2 separate regions of the Homo sapiens genome follow, and region 2 is linked to region 1. Evidence: read pairs that join two places in POLR2A ChIA-PET (ENCODE). Cell type or tissue: GM12878. All regions are shown on one strand. Links, peaks and the distances in the headings refer to the core of each region. The heading gives the core; the rest is flanking DNA. Region 1 overlaps FFAR2 (free fatty acid receptor 2). Region 2 holds the start of SBSN (suprabasin).

Region 1 (10,191 bases), core at 2,304-7,303:
GAGCTGCTTGAGGGCAGGAATCTTACCCTTTTTGTTCACTGCTGTATCCTTAGCACCTAAAACAGGGCCTGACACATGGTAGGCCTCCATAAATGTTGGCGGATGAATGAAGGCTACGCCGTGGAAACTCAAATGGTGTAATGTTTGCCATGGCACTTTAGAAATTCTCAACTGCAGCCCACATGGGTGAGCTTTTTATTTAAAATAGCTAGATTTGGGAGCAGTGTGTTTACTTTCCTAACTCTGTTTTCTCGAGGCTGGTCGTAGCTCGGACTGACAGATGGCAGAGGACAATGTTTGGGGAGAGGGAACCGGGGTTAGTATGTAGCTTGGACAACCCCTCCTCGGGTAAGCTGCTGGTGGCCAGCTGGCCGTGGCCAGCGTTTGCAGAGTTGGCTCCCCTCCCGCACTGCTTGACCTCGCATCTACTTTCCCAGACCTTTGAAACTTTGCCAAGTGGGTTACTGGATGACCGCTTCTGAAGGCTTAGAGATCTTTGGCCCAATTTCCTGATGGGATGTGCAATTTGTAGATGAGAAATGTCCTCATTTCCTGTGATTAGAGATAAATAATGAAAAGGAAAAAAAAAAGTGGGGCAAAAGCACTTATCCACAGGAGGCAGGGCAAGGCGAAAAGAAGAACTAGCACAGACCCCGCGCTGAGAGGCAGGACGTTTAAGGGAGTGAGGCTGGAATCATGGCTGTGTGTTTCCTCCAGACCCTCTCCATGCCCACTGCCCCCATCCCTCCTTTTCCAACCATAGTATTCATCACCAAGCCACACTGCACCTGAGCTCTGGTTGTGCGGACTGATGAGAAGTTCTGAGGAAGGGGCCCAGGAGCATCTTTTCCAGAAAGGGGAAGTGAAATAATGCCAGGTTCCCTTTTCGTGCTGCTCAGGCCCCCAGGTTGGGCCAGGTCAGATCCCTCCACCCCTGTTTCCTGGTAGCGGCACTAGGCTGCCGTCTGTGTTATTCATTAACCAGGCACTAATATTTCTGTTTACCCATCTGTCATCCTGCTTTGGGGCAGGGGGTTCAGAGGAGCTGTGCAATCATACAGCCACCCGGATGCTTTGGAGCAGGCCCAGCCAGCCACATTTAACTAGTGTTTACTGTATAGGAAGCACTGTGCAAGAGGCTTGCATGAAGCGTTGGTGGGGAAAGAGAAAGTTTTCTCAAGGAAGATGTGATCTGGCTGCCATTTGAGCAGATGTACTGTGAGTTGCATGCAGGGATATGTCTGAGCTCATTACATTATAATAAGAGCCCATTATTAGCATCTCTTGCCAAACCCATGTTCAAGATCTTCATATTGGTAGCAATGATTCCTGGTGGGAGTGTATGTGCCACAGAAATTTGCAAATGCAATAGATCAGGGCTTCCTACCCTTCCCCCATCTATCTATCATCTATCTATCTATCTATCTATCTATCTATCTATCTATCTATCTATCTAATCTATTATCTGTCTACCTACTACCTACCTGTGTATATCTATCTATCTATCTATCATCTATCTATCTGTCTATCTATCATCTATCTACTCTGTTATCTGTCTACCTACTACCTACCTGTGCATATCTATCTATCTAATCTATTATCTGTCTACCTACTAGCTACCTGTGTATATCTATCTATCTCTATCTGTCTATCTATCTATCTATCTAATCTATTATCTGTCTACCTACTACCTACCTGTGTATCTTTATCTCTCTGTCTCTGTCTCTCTCTCTCTTTCTCTATCTCTCTAATCTATTATCTGTCTACCTATCTACTTATCTGTCTATGTAATCTGTCTGTCCTCTCGGTTCTGTTTTCTGGAGAACCCTGACCAATATCCCTACTGATTCTGAAGTCCTGGGGAAGTGAGGACAGTCATCTATGGTTCAGCAAACGCTTCAGGTAGTTCCAATATTTGCTTACATTTAAAACCCCTGTTTGAGCCCTTCACTGGCCTTCTCTCTGGCCTTGAGAGATGCTAAGGTTTTCTCTCTCCTCAGAGCCTTTGCATCAGCAATTTCTGTTTCCAGAATGTTCCTGCGGGCCTTTGTATGTCAACTCCCTTTCATTGTTCAGGGCTCAGCTGAACATCACTAACTTAGGAGATTCAACTTCCAAATGAAGAAACAGGCCGATGTGTCAAGTGGCTTGTTCCCAGGTGATGCAGCAGCTGCTGGCTCAGAGGCCACATATTGAGAACCTCTGGGCTGGAATACTATCAATGGGGACAGAGTGAAAGAAGATGAGGTTGAGGAGCTGAGCAGGGGCTTCCAGGTCACAGAAAGGAATTTGTATTCTAAGAGCCTCTAGAAGTCATTCGAGGATTTGAAGCAAGATATTGGAATGATCTGATTTCCATTTTAAGAATATCATTCTGGCAGCTGTGCCTACCTGAAGGGACCTGAAGGGGAATGTTTGTTAGGATCAAGGAGACCATGTGCATGAGAGTTAAGAAACCATAGACTTCTATGCAAACACGCAGGGTTTTCATCGGGCTAGCAGCTGCCTGAAAAGACCGACCGTGCAAAGTATTTTAGGTCACTAAAAGGAGTTTGAATGAGCTTCTAAGAGCTTCTGGAAGCCAGGTGAAGGTTTGAAGCAAGAGAGTAGAATGATCTTCTAAACCTCCTCAACCTCCCCTTATAGTTTCTCCCATGACCTTGTTTCAGTTCCTTTGTAACTACTTTCCATTTGCCACACTCTGAAATCACCTTGCTCATCTATTTGTTTACCTGTTTTTAAACTATGTTCCCCTACCAGAATGGAAGTCCCAACAGGGAAGATACTTGTCTTTTGTACGCTCTGTATCCCTAGACCCTAGAAAAGTATCTGGCCTGGAGTTGGTAATGAATACATATTTGTTGAACAGGTGATCGACTGATTTCCCAGTGAAGAAATGGGCTGCTATGTCAGGTAACTTGATGAAGGTCAAATGCTTGTAAGTGAGCAGCTACAGCTTCACTTTGAAAGTCTTAGACCAGGTCCAGTGATCGATCTTCTTATAACCCCATGACAACAAAATGACTCTTTTTTTTTTTTATACGGAGTCTCGCTCTGTCACTCAGGCTGGAGTGCAGTGGTGCAATCTCGGCTCACTGCAACCTCCGACTCCCGGGTTCAAGCGATTCTCCTGCCTCAGCCTCCCGAGTAGCTGGGATTACAGGCGCGTGCCACCACAACTGGCTAATTTTTGTATTTTTAGTAGAGATGGGGTTTCACTGTGTTGGTCAGGCTGGTCTCGAACTCCTGACCTTATGATCTGCCTGCCTTGGACTCCCAAAGTGCTGGGATTACAGGTGTGAGCCACCGTGCCCAGCAAAATGACTTCATTTTGTACTTTCCTGGTTAGTAAGAGAAGTCGTGCCCCTAAAGAACCTGAGAATCACCATGTTGGCCAGGCTTGTCTCAAACTCCTGACCTCAGACAATCTGCCCACCTCGGCCTCCCAAAGTGCTGGGATTACAGGCATGAGCCACATCTCTACTGAAAATATAAAAATTAGCTGGGCTTGGTGGTGCACACCTGTAGTCCCAGCTGCTCAGGAGGCCGAGGCAGGAGAATCGCTTGAACCTCGGAGGTAGAGGTTGCAGTGAGCCGAGATCGTGCCATTGCACTCCCGCCATTGCACTCCAGCCTGAGTGATAGAGCAAGACTCCATCTCAAAAAAAAAAAAAAAAAAAAAAGGAAAAGAAAAAAGAACCTGGGAATCGTAGAGTTGGAAGTGGTCATTAAACTGGTTCAGCCCTCATTTGTGTGAGTTTCCTCAGTGTCCTAGGATAGATGTTTGCTACCTTCTTGAATATTCCTGGAAATTGGGGAGTGACTTCTTTGCTGAGATAGTCAGTTCCATTGAAATGGCCATAACTATTTGAAAGGTATCTCTGTGCCTCTTCCACCTGTGGTCTTTGTTCTGTCCTGTGTGGCTCATAGAGTGTATCTTCTAGCCAGGGATGGTGGTGGACGCCTGTAATCCCAGCTACTCAGGAGGCTGAGGCATGAGAATTGCTTGAACCTGGGAAGTGGAGGTTGCAGTGAGCCAAGATTGCACCACTGTACTCCAGCCTGGGCAACAGAGCGAGACTCTGCCTCAAAAAAAAAAAAAAAAAAAGATCTTATCTTGTCCCAGCCAGTGTTCTCTTACTTCCTTCTCATGTGTCAGTGAAAACAGCATGCACTTTAGGCTCAGAAAGACCTGGATTCAAACTCCCTGCCACCTATTGGCCTTGAAAAGTGACCTTAACCCTCTCAGGCCCCTTCTTGGCACAGTGCCTGGTATTTAATTTGCTCTATTATTACGGCTATTACTATTGTTATACAGTCTTAAATCTCCAAAACATTTTGGTTAATTTTTCTGGGCTTGATTCATTGAGCTAGTGTCCTTTTTTTTTTTTTTGAAACAGAGTTTTGCTCTTGTTGCCGCCCAGGCTGGAGTGCAGTGGCACGATCTCGGCTCACTGCAACCTCCGCCTCCCGGGTTCAAGCAATTCTCCTGCCTCAGCCTCCCGAGTAGCTGGGATTACAGGCGCCTGCCACCACGCCCGGCTAATTTTTTGTATTTTTAGTAGAGACGGGGTTTCACCATGTTGGGCAGGCTGATCTCGAACTCCTGACCTCAGGTGGTCCACCTGCCTCAGCCTCCCAAAGTGCTGGGATTACAGGCGTGAGCCACTGCGCCCGGCTGAGTTAATGTCCTTCTTAGAAATGTGTTGCTCAGGCTGGATGTAGTGACTCACGCCTGTAATCCCAGCACTTTAGGAGGCCGAGGCGGGTGGATCACTTGAAGTCAGGAGTTCAAGACCAGCCTGGACAACATAGCGAAACCCCGTCTCTACTAAAAATACAAAAATTAGCCAGGCGTGGTGGCATGCACCTGTAATCCCAGCTACTCGGGAGGCTGAGGCAGGAGAATTGCTTGAACCTGGGAAGTGGAGGTTGCAGTGAGCTGAGATTGTGCGACTGCACTCCAGCCTGGGTGACAGAGTGAAACTCCATCTCAAAAAAAAAAAAAAAAAAAATACAAGAGAATGTGTTGCTCAGTTCTGAACCTGCTGCTGATTAGACCTAAGTGGAATGGGGGTTATGGAGGTAGGAGGAGGGACTTGACCCCAGGGGTGGTGTTTGGACATTGGACCAAATTGAGGACTAGCTAAAACAAGGAAAGGGTGAAGCAGCTTTTCATAAAGCATGCCCGCCAGAGTGCCATGTTTACTGTGGCCATGGCAACACCTGGGCATTACCACCCCTTTCCATGGCAATGACCTGACAACCCAAAAGTTACTACCCTTTCCTTAGAAATTTCTGTGTTAACTGCCCCTTAATTTGTGTGCAATTAAAAGTAGGCAAAAATATGACTGCAAAACTGCCCTGAGCTGCTACTCTCTGCCTGTGGGGTAGCCCTGCTCTGCAGGAGCAGTCACGGAGCTGCAACAGGGCTGGAGCTGTAACAGGGCTGCTTCAACAAAGCTGTTTTCTTTCACCACCGGCTAGCCCTTGAATTCTTTCCTGGGCAAAACCAAGAACCCTCATGGGCCAAGCCCCACTTAGCACACCTGCTCTGCCTCAGTATCATCAACTTGTCTAGACATTATTTCTTTTCTTTTTATTTTTGAGACAGAGTTTTGCTCTTGTCGCCCAGGCTGGAGTGCAATGGCGTGATCTCGGCTCACTGCAACCTCCGCCTCCCGGGTTCAAGCAATTCTCCTGCCTCAGCCTCCCAAACAGCTGGGATTACAGGCATACGCCACCATGCCCAGCTAATTTTTTGTATTTTTAGTAGAGATGGGGTTTCACCGTGCTGGCCAGGCTGGTCTCGAACTCCTGACCTCATGACCTGCCCATCTTCGCCTCCCAAAGTGCTGGGATTACAGGCGTGAACCACTGTGCCTGGCCAACATGATTTCTTTTCATGTAATCCAATCAAATTAGCTTTTGTGGCAGCTGTAATACATCACAGACTCATAGTGCATGTACAGTCAGCTGAGAATCCCAGATTTTTTAAAACATATTACTGCCATGCTATCCGTAGTTGACTACCTACTATGTTATTTCTATTTTTTTTTTTTTTTGAGACATTCTCTCTCTGTTGCCTAGGCTGGAGTGCAGTGGCACGTTCTCAGCTCACTGCAACCTCTGCCTTCCAGGTTCAAGCGATTCCCATGCCTCAGCCTCCCGAGTAGCTGGGATTACAGGTGCCTGCCACCGTGCCTGGCTAATTTTTTGTATTTTTAGTAGAGATGGGATTTCACCATGTTGGCTAGGCTGATCTTGAACTCCTGATCTCAAGTGATCTGCCCATCTCGGCCTCCCAAAGTGCTGGGATTACAGGCATGAGCCACCATGCCCAGCATTATTTCCACTATTTTTAATGTTTACTTATTATATTTCTAATAAGTGAGGGTACATCTGTGTACATGGATTTATATCTTAGAACTACTTAATATTCTATGATTTCTCAGCAATTTTATTCATAGAGTCTTATTTTAATCCACAGAATAATCTTGGGAGGTATGTAGTATCCTAATCACTATGATTTAGAAATAGAGGCTGGAGGAGGTGGCTTGCTTCAGGCCATCCATTTAGTAAGTGGAATGGACACTGAATTCAGGGTTCTTATGGCACCTGTCCAGTCTTCTTTTGAAGGAGGAAAATAGAAAATGAGCTTTCAGTTCAGTGGGACTAATAAGGAAAGGTTTTCTGGAGAAAGTGAATATTGAGTGGATTTTTGTAAGTGAAGAAGAGGCAAGCACCAGAAGATGGGGGAGGGCCAGGTGTGGTGGCTCACATCTGTAATCCCAACACTTTGGGAGGCCAAGGCAGGAGAATCACTTGAGGCCAGGAGTTCAAGACCAGTCTGGGCAACACCCCATCTCTACACAAAATAAAATAAAATAATTAGCTGAGTGTGGTGGTGTACACCTGTAGTCCCATCTACTTGGGAGGCTGAGGCGGGAGGGTGACTTGAGCCCAGGAGTTCGAGGTTGCAGTGAGCCATGATTGTGCCACTGCACTCCAGCTTGGGCAACAGAGTGAGACCCCAACTCTAAAAACAAACAAACCAACAAAAAAACAGGTAGAAGAATGTGGGATTGAGGTGAGGGGGGATGAATAAGCAGGCAAGGTTTTTGAAGAACAAGTTCTTGGACAGATTTGGCTTCTGAGATAAGACAGCGATTCGCGACCCCAGCTGGCCACCTGGGGTGCTTTTTTGAAAAGCTCTCTTGCTGGGGCCCCACCTGCAGAGATTCTGTCAGTAGGTTGGAGGTGGCTCTCTGTATTATTTTCACACCTCCACATGTAATTCTGATGTACAGCCTGGGTTGCAAACTACTAGGTTAGGGGCTGGAGGTCATTTAACTAGAGAGAATGGTCTAGGAGTCCTTATTGTGGAAAAATGAGCTAGGCAGGTAGAACTGGAAGGGGAGAGAGAGGACAAAGCAAGGAAAAGAATGGTACAATATGAGTTCCTTGGGGGAAGCACTTTTTTTTTTTTTTTTGGAGACAGAGTCTCGCTCTGTTGCCCAGGCTGGAGTGCAGTGGCGCAATCTCGGCTCACTGCAACCTCTGCCTCCCAGGTTCAAGTGATTCTCCTGCCTCAGCCTCCTCAGTAGCTGGGATTACAGGCACGCACCACCATGCCCGGCTAATTTTTTTTGTCTTTTTAGTAGAGATGGGGTTTTACCATGTTAGCCAGGCTGGTCTAGAACTTCTGACCTCAGGCGATCCTCCCGCCTTGGCCTCCCAAACTGCTGGGATTACAGGCATGAGCCACTGTGCCCAGCCGGACGCATCTTTTTAAATTAAATTTTTAAAATTGAGAGACAGGGTCTCACTGTGTTGCCCAGGTGGGTCTCCAACTCCTGGGCTCAAGTGATCCTCCCACCTCAGCCTCCCAAAGTGCTGGGATTACAGTCATGAGCCCCTGCAACTGGCCAAGGAAACATTTTGATGATAGGAAAGCTCTGCAGGTTTCTGAGCAGGAGGGTGACATGTTTTAAGGCCCTGTGGCAGACAGATGACTGTGAATCGGAATCACCCTGCATCCTTTCTAAGTCCGGACTCTCTATTCATCCCTCGAAAGACGATTCCGTCAGTGCTCTCACTTCCTTTGCCCACACCACCTCTTTATCTTAAGATGTTTCTGTGGTTTCAGATGCATCACTTTTCCCCTTTGCTGCTGAATCTGGTTCTCTCTCCTATTTTTGCCCTCCCTGTGCTTGCAGCAGTGTTACAAAAATTGTGGACATTCACTTCAGAGTTTTATCATCTTTATTTTCAATTTGCTAGACCAGGTTGCTTTCCCCTGTATGAGGGAGTGCCAATCTCTGATTGCTGGGTACCAAACCACATCCTGGCCTGTGTGGGGTACCATGGAGGAAGGAGATAAGACCCAGACCCCTGGCAGCTCCCAGTTTAGCAGGGGAGACAAGACAACACATGAAAACAAACAGAGCACATCAAAAAGGCAACAGGTCAAACCAATGCAGGGAAACCCCTATCATTAAAGGTCTAAGCCCTGAGGCCTCCCTGCTCATCTCCAGGCTCAGAACCTTTCTGAGTCTTCTTTGACCTCATTTAGTATTTCTCTTCCATCTCTCTCTTGTTGGTTTATCTCCAGGATCAACCGCTAGAGCAGTGTCTAGGTGTTGCTTTGAAGCTTGTATCGAGATTTCTCTAGGACTCTCTGCTTCAGCCTGGCCATCCCCAACTACCAGCCACATCACAAGGACTGGACTTGTGTTAGCTACGCTGCTTCTCCAGCCTGAAGGTGCTTCTTTTTTTTTTTTTTTTTTTTTTTAAATGGAGTCTTGCTCTGTCGCTAGGCTGGAGTGCAGTGGCGTGATCTCAGCTCACTGCAACCTCCAACTCCCGGGTTCAAGGATTCTCCTGCCTCAGCCTCCAGAGTAGCTGGGATTATAGGCATGTGCCACCATGCCCAGCTAATTTTTTTGTATTTTTAGTAGAGACGGGGTTTTCCCATGTTGACCAGGATGTTCTCAATCTCCCGACCTCAAGTGATCCACCTGCCTCAGCCTCCCAAAGTTCTGGGATTATAGGCATGAGCCACCACACCCGGCAGGTGCTTCTATACCTAACTACTTCTTCGTGCATCTCTGACTTATGCTCCTTTGAGTAGGACAATTCAGTCAGGAAGGGATACCAAGCTGGTGAAAGGCATTTTTTTCAAAGTCGCAGTCCTGGGCTGGGTCTAAGGATTTCTGAATCTGGATGGGAGCCTTCCTGCTCCGCCTCTCCCAGGCTTCCCAGCTCCTGTGTAACCCAGGCGACCTCTGAAGGTCCAGGGAAACTGCTACTCTGTAGTGAAGTCCGAACTTGGCATCCCTTCTCCTTGACCCACACCCCTGTCCTCATTTGTCCCCTCTGCTGTGTCTTTGCCTCTGCGTCCCAACAGGGAGGAGCCCTGATTCCGCAGCACCTGCAGCCCTCTCCCAAATGCCCTGCGCACCACTGAAGAAGAGAAATAGAAGAGCAGGGGGTCCAGACTGGCGTTGAGTGAACTGAACACCACGGCTATTGACCGCCACCAGGGGCTTTTTCTCTGGTGATACCCCACCAGGTGGGACACGTTGTAAGGTCCGAAGCACACCAGGAAATTGAGCAGCGTCACCACAGCCAGCCCCACGGCTCGGCGCCGCCTCTGGGCCCCCACAAGGGGCTGGGAGAGCATGATCCACACAAAACGCCAGTAGCAGAAGATGGTGACTGCCATGGGGATGAAGAAGAGCACCAGGCACAGCTCCAGCCGCACGGGCAGCACCACGTCCAACTGGTTATCGGTGAAGTTCTCGTAGCAGGTAATTTCATTGCCACTTCTGACCTGCTCAGTCGTGTTCAAGTATTGAACGATGATCACGATGGTGCAGTGACCAAAGGACATAACCCAGGCCACCAGAGCTGCAATCACTCCATACAGAGGCCGGCGGGAGAGCTTGTACTGCACGGGGAAAGCCACTCCCAGGTAGCGCTCGATGCTGATGCCCGCCAGGAGCCACGTGCTGCAGTAGATGCTGCTGTAGAAGCCAAAACTCGTGAGGGCGCAGACGACCTTGGGCAGGTACCAGCGGAAGTTCGACGCAGCCTCGATGATCTTGAAGGGCAGCAGCAGCAGCAGGAGGAGGTCGGCCAGCGTCAGGCTCAGCAGGAGGATGTGCACAGGTGCAGGCTGGGGCTGGC
Region 2 (9,989 bases), core at 1-5,000, 76 kb before region 1:
GTGACGTCACAGTACCCAGTGACGTCGCCGAGGGGCGGCGCCCAAGCCAGAGGCCTGACACCATCGCATCCCATCCCCGTAGAGGCATGGGACGTCAGCACGCTATGCATCACCGTTCCACGGCCACGCACTGCCGTCTGGAATGGAATCCCACTTTTTAAAATTATCATTTGTTTATTTATTTTGAGACGGGGTGTCACTCTTTCTCCTAGGCTGGAGTGCAGTGGTGCAATCATGGCTCACTGCAGCCTTGAACTCCTGGGCTCAAGCGATCCTCCCGCCTCGGCCTCCTGAGTAGCTGGGACTACATGTGCAGCCACCACTGCAGGCTATTTTTACTTTTTATTTTTTTGTAGAGAGAGGGTCTCACTCTTTTGCTCAGGCTGGTCTAGAACCCTTGGGCTCAAGCGATCCTCCCACCTCGGCCTTCCAAAATGCTGGGATTACAGGAGCGAGCCACCACACCCAGCCTGGAATCCCACCTTTTACACTGTTCCTGAAAGCCCTTTCCTCTTCTCTGTCTCTTGAAGCACACAGGTTCCATGCTGTCCCTTGGATTCTCCAGTGGAGTGACTCTTGCTGCCTCCGTATGCCTGGAAGGCCCACCCAGGGCTTCCCTTGGCTGCCTCTTGGTTTCCCACCCTTTAAGAGAGGCTTTCTACACTCTGCATCTAAGTTCCCTCCTTTCTCTGTCACTGTCAGCCGTCACCCCCTTCCCAATTTCTGCCCATCTTCCAGGAAGCCTTGTCTGACTTCTCCATTCTGAGTTATGCTTCAGTGTGCAAAATTTCTCTAGGGCTACACTGTCTATGTTTTTATTTTCCTTAGAGCACATGTCTCTCTAAAAATTGTTTGTTTTCTTGCCAACTGTCTCTGTCCACCAGACTGTAAGCTCTGAGAGGACAGGGACGTCATCTATGTCACTTCTGTATCCCATTGACAAGAAAAGTGTTTGGCACCTGAAAGGTGTTTGTGGGCTGGACGCAGTGGCTCATGCCTGTAATCCCAACACTTTGGGAGGCTGAGGTGGGAGGATCATTTGAGTCCAGGAGTTTGAGACCAACATGGGCAATGTGGCAAAACCCTGTATCTACAAAAAATAAAAAAAGTAGCCAGGTGTGGTGGTGCATGCCTGTTGTCCCAATTATTAGGGAGGCTGAGGTGGGAGGATCACTTGAGCCTAGGAGGTCAAGGCTGCAGTGAGCTGTGATTGTGTCACTGCACTCCAGCTGGGAGACAGAGCAAGACCCTGTCTGAAAAAGGCGTTAGCCCAATAAACTATACCTGAATGAATAAATGTCAATTCCTCAGGTTTCATCTGATCGCTAATCTTTTCTTTTCTTTTCTTTTTTTTGAGACAGAGTTTCGCTCTTGTTGCCTAGGCTGGAGTGCAATGGTGCGATCTCAGCTCACCGCAACCTCCGCCTCCTGGGTTCAAGTGATTCTCCCGCCTCAGCCTCCTGAGTAGCTGGGACTACAGGCGTGCGCCACTACACCTAGCTAATTTTTTTTTTGTTTTTGTATTTTTAGTAGAGACGGGGTTTCACCATGTTGGCCAGGCTGATCTCAAACTCCTGACCTCAGGTGATCCATCTGCCTCGGCCTCCCAAAGTGGTGGGATTACAGGCGTGAACCACCTCGCCCGGCCCTGATCGCCAATCTTATCAAACTCTTCACGTTATATCTTCTCGCAGCACCCATTCTTTTCCTTGTAGCTTTTCATGTAGTTTGTCATGATCTACTGATTGGTTTATTTGTTCGATGTCTCCCCCTTGGGCTCTAAGCCCCTCACAGGGCTCCTGTTCTTGTTTGTTTGTTCACGACTGTGCCTCCAGCACTTAGAACAATACAAAGCAGGTTTTCAATGAACGTCTGACAAAGAACAAGTGGACAAACAGCTCCCTCCCCTGCAGCCCCGGGGTAGGGGTTTGCTTGCACCTCAGTGACTCACAGGCAGGCACCATCACCTGCACAGCAGGTTGACACGCAGCTGTGACCAAGGTTCAGGGGGAGTGGGGGTTTGTGCCAGGAAGGAGTCACCATCCCAGAGAGGGATGGATGCAAGAAGGGGCAGAATGACATAACCTCTTCCTTCCGCCAACATCCATGAGAAATTCATTTGCCAAGCACCTGCCATGGGACCAGGGCAGGGTGAGGCTCTCCTGCTTTGATGGCCTGGGAGAAGAAAGTAAACTAAGTGTACAGGTGAGGAGGTTTTAACGAACCGAGACCAAAACACAGATGATTAATTAAACAAAGGGAGCTACATTTTGGTGTACAATCAAGGAGGTGAAAAATATAACCTCAACAAAACCAGGATTCAAAAGGGGCTGATTTTGGCTGGGTGCAGTGGCTCACACATGTAATCCCAGCACTTTGGGAGGCCGAGGCAGGTAGACCACCTGAGGTCAGGAGTTTGAGACCAGCCTGGCCAACATGGTGAAACTCCATCTCTACTAAAAATACAAAAATTAGCCAGGTGTAGTGGCATGCATCTGTAATCCTAGCTACTCGGGAGGCTGAGGCAGGCGAATCACTTGAACCTGGGAGGCGGAGGTTGCAGTGAGCCGAGATTGCCACTGCACTCCAACCTGGGCAACAGAGTGATACTTCATAAAAAAAATAAATAAAATAAAGAAAGGACAACTCCAGGCCATTCTCAGTTATGGAGCCAGATGCTGAAGTCCTGAATCGAATCGTGCCACATGGGAATAGAGAGACAGAGGAGAGGGACTGAGGCTGGCAGAAGATGAAAGGATGGGGTGGAGAGGGATAGAGAAGATGGAACACAGTTCAGGCCAGGCACAGTGGCTCACGCCTGTAATCCCTGCCCTTGGGGAGGCCGAGGTGGGCGGATCACCTGAGGTCAGGGGTTCGAGACCAGCCTGGCCAACATGGTGAAACCCCGTCTCTACTGAAAGTACAAAAATTAGCTGGGCATCATGGCAGGTGCCCGGCTAATCCCAGCTACTCGGGAGGCTGAGGCAGAAGAATCACTTGAACCCGGGAGGCGGAGGTTGCAGTGAGCCGAGATCATGCCACTGCATGCCAGCCTGGGGGATAGAGTGAGACTCTCCCTCCAAAAACACAAAAAGAAGATGGAACACAGTTCAAAGTGGGAGAAATCCCACCTCTTGATCTCTGGGTGGGTTAGGATTCTGACACTCATCACCCACTCTTCTCTGCCCAGCCACCTCCTGGTATGGGAAACTCCATCATTTCGGCCCTGGACCAGGGCAGAAAAACCACACCTGAGTTTGCCCAGGAATTTGGCTTTGTCCCTGGAGTGTGAAACCGGGAAACAGATTTGATGAGCTCAAGCTTGGAGAGGTGGCACACTTAGTCACCCTCTATAGGCAGAGCCCAGAGAAGGCAGAAGCTTCTGGATATCTGTCCTGGGATGCCTGTCTTTGGGTGGAGTCAAGTGTCCAGGAGCTGGAGAGGAACCCCGGGTCCTCTGAGGGGAGTGGGCCTTGGCGCCTTTGTTTGAGCAAAGCCTGAAAACACGTGCAGATTCTCGCCACACCTGGGCACCCACACACATAGCTCTGCCACCTCCAGCTGCTCACACCCTGCACATTGTTCCTGCCTGGCCTTCCCACCAGCAATCCCACCTCCACCCCTCTCTCAGTCTCTCCCCTTGGCACCAAAACCCAAATATCTTTCACCCCTGCACCTACTGTACCCACCCACTGGCTCTCGTTCTGGTCTTAGCCTCCCTCCCAACTGGCTTCTAGATGCATCTGCTGCCCCAAGCCTGCCCACCACCACCTGCCCTTCCTTCCGATGCCCTTTTCATGCCTGAGGCCAGACTCTCAGCTGTTTCCCCTCCAACCCGAGCCAATATGTCAACACTTGGGGCTTCAGGTTGGGGCTTAGGAGGCCCCATGTCGGGAGGGCAGGAAGGATGAGGGCCTGGCCCCAGCCCAGGTTCTGGCTCACAGGCTCCTGCTGCCCTGGGTCTTCGGCCCCTCCCCGTGGCTGCCTCAACCGGCTTTTCAGGAGACACTGCGTCCTGTTCCAGCTCGTGGCAATCAGCCCCCTGCCCTTGCCCAAGGGCTGGGAGGCAGGAGGTCTGGGTTCTGCGACAGGAATGGGATCCTGCCTCCAAAATCTGCGGCACTCCACAAGGGACTCTATGCTGCCCTGGCGACCCAGGCGCCCTTCCCTCCAGCACCCTGTGAGACCCAGACTCGGGCTCGGAGTCTCTTTCCTTGGCCTGTTCGAATCCATCCATTTGTCCAGTCAATAAATATTTACTGAACCCCAGGCAGTGTTCAAGAAGCTAGGAATACAGCAGTGATCAACACGACCAATTTACATTGCTAGTAGGTGAGACAGGCAATAAAAAATAAAGGTAATTTCAGATTTTTTTTTTCTGTGAAAACAAAAGGGTGATACTACAGAGTATAATTAATGCCATGTTATGGTCAGGAGAGGTTTTCTTGCGAAGTTGGCATTTAAGTCAAGTACGGATGAGGAGGAGCCAGCCACGTGAAGATCTGGGTTCTGCATTCCAGGCAGAGAGAGGAGCATGTGCAAAGGCCCTGCAGCAGGAATGAGCTTGGTGTGTTTGTGGAACAGGGAGAAGGCCTGTGTGGCTGGAATGGAATGAGTGAGGGCAGGGGCTGGCCCACAAGAACGAGGTCTGATGACTCCTTCATCCCACCTAGTGTTCTCCCCTCTCCAGACGGTGCCTCCCATCATTCTAGCCCCTCACTGCCTGGGGAGCTGGAGGCTTAGATGCCTGAGAGGAGTGAGGTGTTGAAGAATTGCCTGCATCCCAGGGATGGAGCATGGTGGAAGGTGGGTTTGCGAGAGAGGAGGCCTGGACAGTGGGTGAGGAATGAAAGAGGAGGTGGTTGGAAGGGCAGACACCCATCTCTGGGGTGGAGGGCAAGGAGCAAAGATGCCAGAGTTCTTCTCCATCCATGACTCACCCTCTCTTCCTCCTCCTCTCCATTGCTCAACTCCAAATCTCCCTGGGAAACACCTCCTTGACTGAAGACCAACTCAGTGCCTCACAGGGGTAATTGAGTCATGAGGGGTGGAGAAGAGGGCGAGAGGGAGAGAGGATAAATAGCAGCGTGGCTTCCCTGGCTCCTCTCTGCATCCTTCCCGACCTTCCCAGCAATATGCATCTTGCACGTCTGGTCGGCTCCTGCTCCCTCCTTCTGCTACTGGGGGCCCTGTCTGGATGGGCGGCCAGCGATGACCCCATTGAGAAGGTCATTGAAGGGATCAACCGAGGGCTGAGCAATGCAGAGAGAGAGGTGGGCAAGGCCCTGGATGGCATCAACAGTGGAATCACGCATGCCGGAAGGGAAGTGGAGAAGGTTTTCAACGGACTTAGCAACATGGGGAGCCACACCGGCAAGGAGTTGGACAAAGGCGTCCAGGGGCTCAACCACGGCATGGACAAGGTTGCCCATGAGATCAACCATGGTATTGGACAAGCAGGAAAGGAAGCAGAGAAGCTTGGCCATGGGGTCAACAACGCTGCTGGACAGGTTGGGAAGGAGGCAGACAAACTGATCCATCATGGGGTCCATCACGGGGCCAACCAGGCGGGAAGTGAGGCAGGGAAGTTTGGCCAGGGAGTCGACAATGCTGCAGGGCAGGCTGGAAATGAGGCTGGGAGGTTTGGCCAGGGAGTCCACCATGCTGCAGGGCAGGCCGGAAATGAGGCTGGGAGGTTTGGCCAGGGAGTCCACCATGCTGCAGGGCAGGCCGGAAATGAGGCTGGGAGATTTGGCCAGGGGGCCCACCATGGTCTCAGTGAGGGCTGGAAGGAGACAGAGAAGTTTGGCCAGGGGATCCACCATGCTGCCGGTCAGGTTGGGAAGGAGGCAGAGAAGTTTGGCCAGGGGGCCCACCATGCTGCGGGGCAGGCCGGAAATGAGGCAGGGAGATTTGGCCAGGGGGTCCACCATGGTCTCAGTGAGGGCTGGAAGGAGACAGAGAAGTTTGGCCAGGGGGTCCACCATACTGCTGGTCAGGTTGGGAAGGAGGCAGAGAAGTTTGGCCAGGGGGCCCACCATGCTGCGGGGCAGGCCGGAAATGAGGCAGGGAGATTTGGCCAGGGGGCCCACCATGCTGCGGGGCAGGCCGGAAATGAGGCTGGGAGGTTTGGCCAGGGGGTCCACCATGGTCTCAGTGAGGGCTGGAAGGAGACAGAGAAGTTTGGCCAGGGGGTCCACCATGCTGCCAGTCAGTTTGGGAAGGAAACAGAGAAGCTCGGCCATGGGGTCCACCATGGGGTTAATGAGGCCTGGAAGGAAGCAGAGAAGTTTGGCCAGGGTGTCCACCATGCTGCCTCGCAGGTGGGGAAGGAGGAAGACAGAGTGGTCCAAGGCCTCCATCATGGCGTTAGTCAGGCTGGAAGGGAGGCGGGGCAGTTTGGCCACGACATTCACCACACAGCAGGGCAGGCTGGGAAAGAGGGAGACATAGCAGTTCATGGTGTCCAACCTGGGGTCCACGAGGCCGGGAAGGAGGCAGGGCAGTTTGGCCAGGGAGTTCACCATACCCTTGAACAGGCCGGGAAGGAAGCAGACAAAGCGGTCCAAGGGTTCCACACTGGGGTCCACCAGGCTGGGAAGGAAGCAGAGAAACTTGGCCAAGGGGTCAACCATGCTGCTGACCAGGCTGGAAAGGAAGTGGAGAAGCTTGGCCAAGGTGCCCACCATGCTGCTGGCCAGGCCGGGAAGGAGCTGCAGAATGCTCATAATGGGGTCAACCAAGCCAGCAAGGAGGCCAACCAGCTGCTGAATGTAGGTGAACAGGGATGGGGAGATGGGGGACAGGGGGGTTGGGGGAGGGAAAGGTTAAACCCCTGGGACATTTGGCGGGGCGGGGGGGTCCGCGTAGCCTTTGTTTGGTGAAAGAAGCTTGGGCAGCTATATCACTGGGTTCCTCCCCCTTCCCCATCTCCCTTACAAAGGAGCTGGTGGCAGCTGGTCAGATGGGGTGAGCCACCTTATCTGCAAAGCACGTATCAGACAGGGTGGCGGGCACCCTGTCCCACCTTCAGGGAGCTGCCCTCCTGGTTAAGGGGGCCTCAAGTGGGGCCCATGAAGCCCTTCCTGGGGAATGGGAAACAGTTCCTGAGATCAAGATCTAGTATAGTGCAAAGGGACTGAGTGTTGACAAAACCTGGTTAGGAGAGTGAGCATGAGGAATAGCTTTCGGAGATGAGCCTTGGCCTGTGTAATCTTTGTAACTACCCTCTGATGTGGTCAAGATGAGGCTGCTGACGCCCTGATTCTCAGATAAGGAAACAAAGGCTCAGAGAGGTTAGGGGACGTGCCAAAGTCCTGTGGCTAGTGCCCAGCTTTGGCAGAGGGCAGGCCAGGGTTCTCTTCCCCTGCACTGCCCAGCCAGGAGAGGTTTTCTGGAAGGTTTCTCTTACCCATTTATGTAGGGGGAACAGAGGCCAGGTTCAGTGGCTCATGCCTGTTAACCCCAGCACTTTGGGAGGCCGAGGCAGGTGGATCACTTGAGCTCAGGAGTTCAAGAGCAGCCTGGCCAACATGGTGAAACCCTATCTCTACTAAAAATACAAAAATTAGCCAGGTGTGGTGGCTGGCGCCTCTAATCCCAACTACTCAGAAGGCTGAGGCAGGAGAATCCCTTGAACCCGAGAAGCGGAGTTTGCAGTGAGCTGAGATTGCACCATTGCACTCCAGCCTGGGCAACAGAGTGAGACTCTGTCTCAAAAAAAATAATAATAAAATAAAATATGTAGAGGGAACAGAGACTGGAGGCAGGCAAATAGCACCACTCACAACAGAACAGGCACCAAGAAGGGAGCGTGGGGAGCAGGAGAGGGTGGACTCCTGTGCGCCCTCACTCTCCAGGCTCCATGAGGGGTCCTGGATCTGCAAGATGTGACTGGCTCAGACGTCGAAGTCCAGAGCCACATCTGCCGCCAGACAGAGCCAGGGATGGGTGGGTGGGGAGGAACGGCGCAGCAGAGGAGCGGGCACGGCAGGCTGCAGGGTGCCGCGAGCAGAGGACGGTGCACTGTAGGATTTGGGGCTGGCAACAGCAGCCGGGGTTGGGGGCACTGCTGGGGTGCATGGCTGAGTGTCTGGGGCTGGGTTAAGGACAAGGATCAGTGGAGTTAGGGATGCAGCTAGACAGGGCATAGAAGGGTAGATTTGAGGTCAGGGCTGAGGTTAAACTAGGTCCTGATATTGTTTGTCACGGGTCCTCTACCTTCCCTTTCCACCAGCCCCTCCTCCATGACTGAGAGCACTTCATTAAGGAAATTAAAAGGGGCTTTGGGGAGGAAAAGGCAGCAGGAGGCAGAATGCCCACGCGAGCACGGGCTTTGGGTTTTCTTCTGGACAGTGAGGAGGCAGTGGGTTAAGCTGTGCCTCCCACCGCAGCCCCAGTCACCCTGGAGGGGACCAGGTCCCTGGGGAAAAGGAACTGGGAGACCCTCCGCGTTTGTGGGGTTGTAACAAGAGTCTGGGCTTTGTCCACAGGGCAACCATCAAAGCGGATCTTCCAGCCATCAAGGAGGGGCCACAACCACGCCGTTAGCCTCTGGGGTAAGCGCGGACTCTGGGGTAGGGGAGAGGAGGCCCCTGGGAGTTCCCTAGCATGGCTGTGGGTCAGACGCTGGAGACTGACCTTCTTGTCCTTGAATTGCAGGCCTCGGTCAACACGCCTTTCATCAACCTTCCCGCCCTGTGGAGGGTGAGTGCCCCATGGTGTCTCTTTTCTGCTCTGCGTCCTGATAGATACGCTCACCCCGACCCCTTCCCGGTGTCTGTTTGGACAGCTCCCCGGGCGGGCAGACCTGCAGCCTCTGCAAAGACCCTCCAACCTGATACCCAGTCCTGGGCTTCCCTCTCTCCACCTGCTCCCTCCCCTTTGCACCCTGCCCTCATCTTTTGGGTGCCTTTCATTTCCACCAAGGCAAACACAAGCTGGCAGAAAAGACCTCCCAGGCCCTGGTGCCCCTGGGAGCCAGGGAGGGAGGAGGGGCTGCTGACTGTTCTCATTCCCTCTCTCTCCTTGTCATTCCTCGATTCCCATTTGCTGACTGGCTTCCCTCCTGTCCCAACCCTCCTGCAAATGCCTTTGCTTCATGCTGGGAGGGGGAGCCTGTGTCTTTGTCCTCTCCCTGGTGCAAGGTCACCCCAGTGCAGAGGCTCCTATGGAATCCTGGTTCCCAGTTGGGGCTCAAAGTAAACTCCTGACTCTCTTTCTTTATTTTAATTTATTGAGACGGAGTCTCACTCTATCTCCCAGGCTGGAGTGCAGTGGTGCAATCTCAGCTCGCTGCAACCTCCGTCTTCTGGGTTCAAGTGATTCTCCTATCTCAGTCTCCTGAGTGGCTGGGATTACAGGTGTGCGCCAACATGCCCAGCTAATTTTTGTATTTTTAGTAGAGACAGGGGTTTCACCATATTGGCCAGGCTGGTCTCGAACTCCTGATCTCAAGTGATCCCCTCCTTCCTCAGCCTCCCAAAGTGCTGGGATTACAGGCGTAAGCCACTGCACCCAGCCTCTTTTTGCACTTATTGTATCTGCTGCCCGAGACCTGGTGCAGGCCAGGGTGAGGGTGTATCACGGAGGAGGAAGGCCCACCCTTGTGTATCCCAGGCTATGGGGGCGGCAGAGCATCCTCTCAGGCTAAACACACGAGGCTTGTTGGTTCCTGCAGAGGCCCCAGCCCCTCTGCCTGTGGGGACTGGCTTCCTTGTGTTCTTAAGTTTAGATGCTACCTTCCTGAAACTTCCCCAGAACATAACTCCGGGGCCAGAGCAGCCAGTCCCCTTGTGCTTCTCCCGAGGGGCGGGGCTGAGGTCTCGGGTCCCGTCATGACTGTGGACCCTACATTCACCCCTGCTCTCCTTCTCTCTTCCAGAGCGTCGCCAACATCATGCCCTAAACTGGCATCCGGCCTTGCTGGGAGAATAATGTCGCCGTTGTCACATCAGCTGACATGACCTGGAGGGGTTGGGGGTGGGGGA

What was found. ChIA-PET counts read pairs that join two places held together with the same protein. Peaks named below come from ENCODE experiments on the same cell type or tissue, not always from the same donor. Only the 100,000 strongest peaks of a DNase experiment are listed, where the experiment ranks them.
Region 2: POLR2A ChIA-PET joins it to region 1 with 6 read pairs; 2 of 35 experiments call an interaction of 5 or more read pairs at or near these places.

Annotation. Positions count from the first base shown.
Region 1 is chr19:35,449,824-35,460,014 of GRCh38, reverse strand. It overlaps FFAR2 (free fatty acid receptor 2), which reads right to left. Exons shown (of 2, transcript NM_001370087.1): 2 at 8,248-10,191. The coding sequence ends at 9,308. Among named protein-coding and RNA genes, the nearest start is that of FFAR2, 6.7 kb to the right of the region's middle. RefSeq lists a silencer at 1,000-1,179 and an enhancer at 2,731-2,860. In GM12878, for the core only: no CTCF peak of the experiment used is centred there; a DNase peak (open chromatin) is centred at 2,644; H3K27ac peaks cover 1,459 bases.
Region 2 is chr19:35,523,428-35,533,416 of GRCh38, reverse strand. It overlaps SBSN (suprabasin), which reads left to right and starts at 5,106. Exons shown (of 4, transcript NM_001166034.2): 1 at 5,106-6,773; 2 at 8,493-8,558; 3 at 8,662-8,706; 4 at 9,884-9,989. The coding sequence starts at 5,136. The coding sequence ends at 9,907. RefSeq lists enhancers at 3,955-4,455, 5,901-6,402, 7,524-8,196. In GM12878, for the core only: no CTCF peak of the experiment used is centred there; no DNase peak of the experiment used is centred there; H3K27me3 peaks cover 671 bases.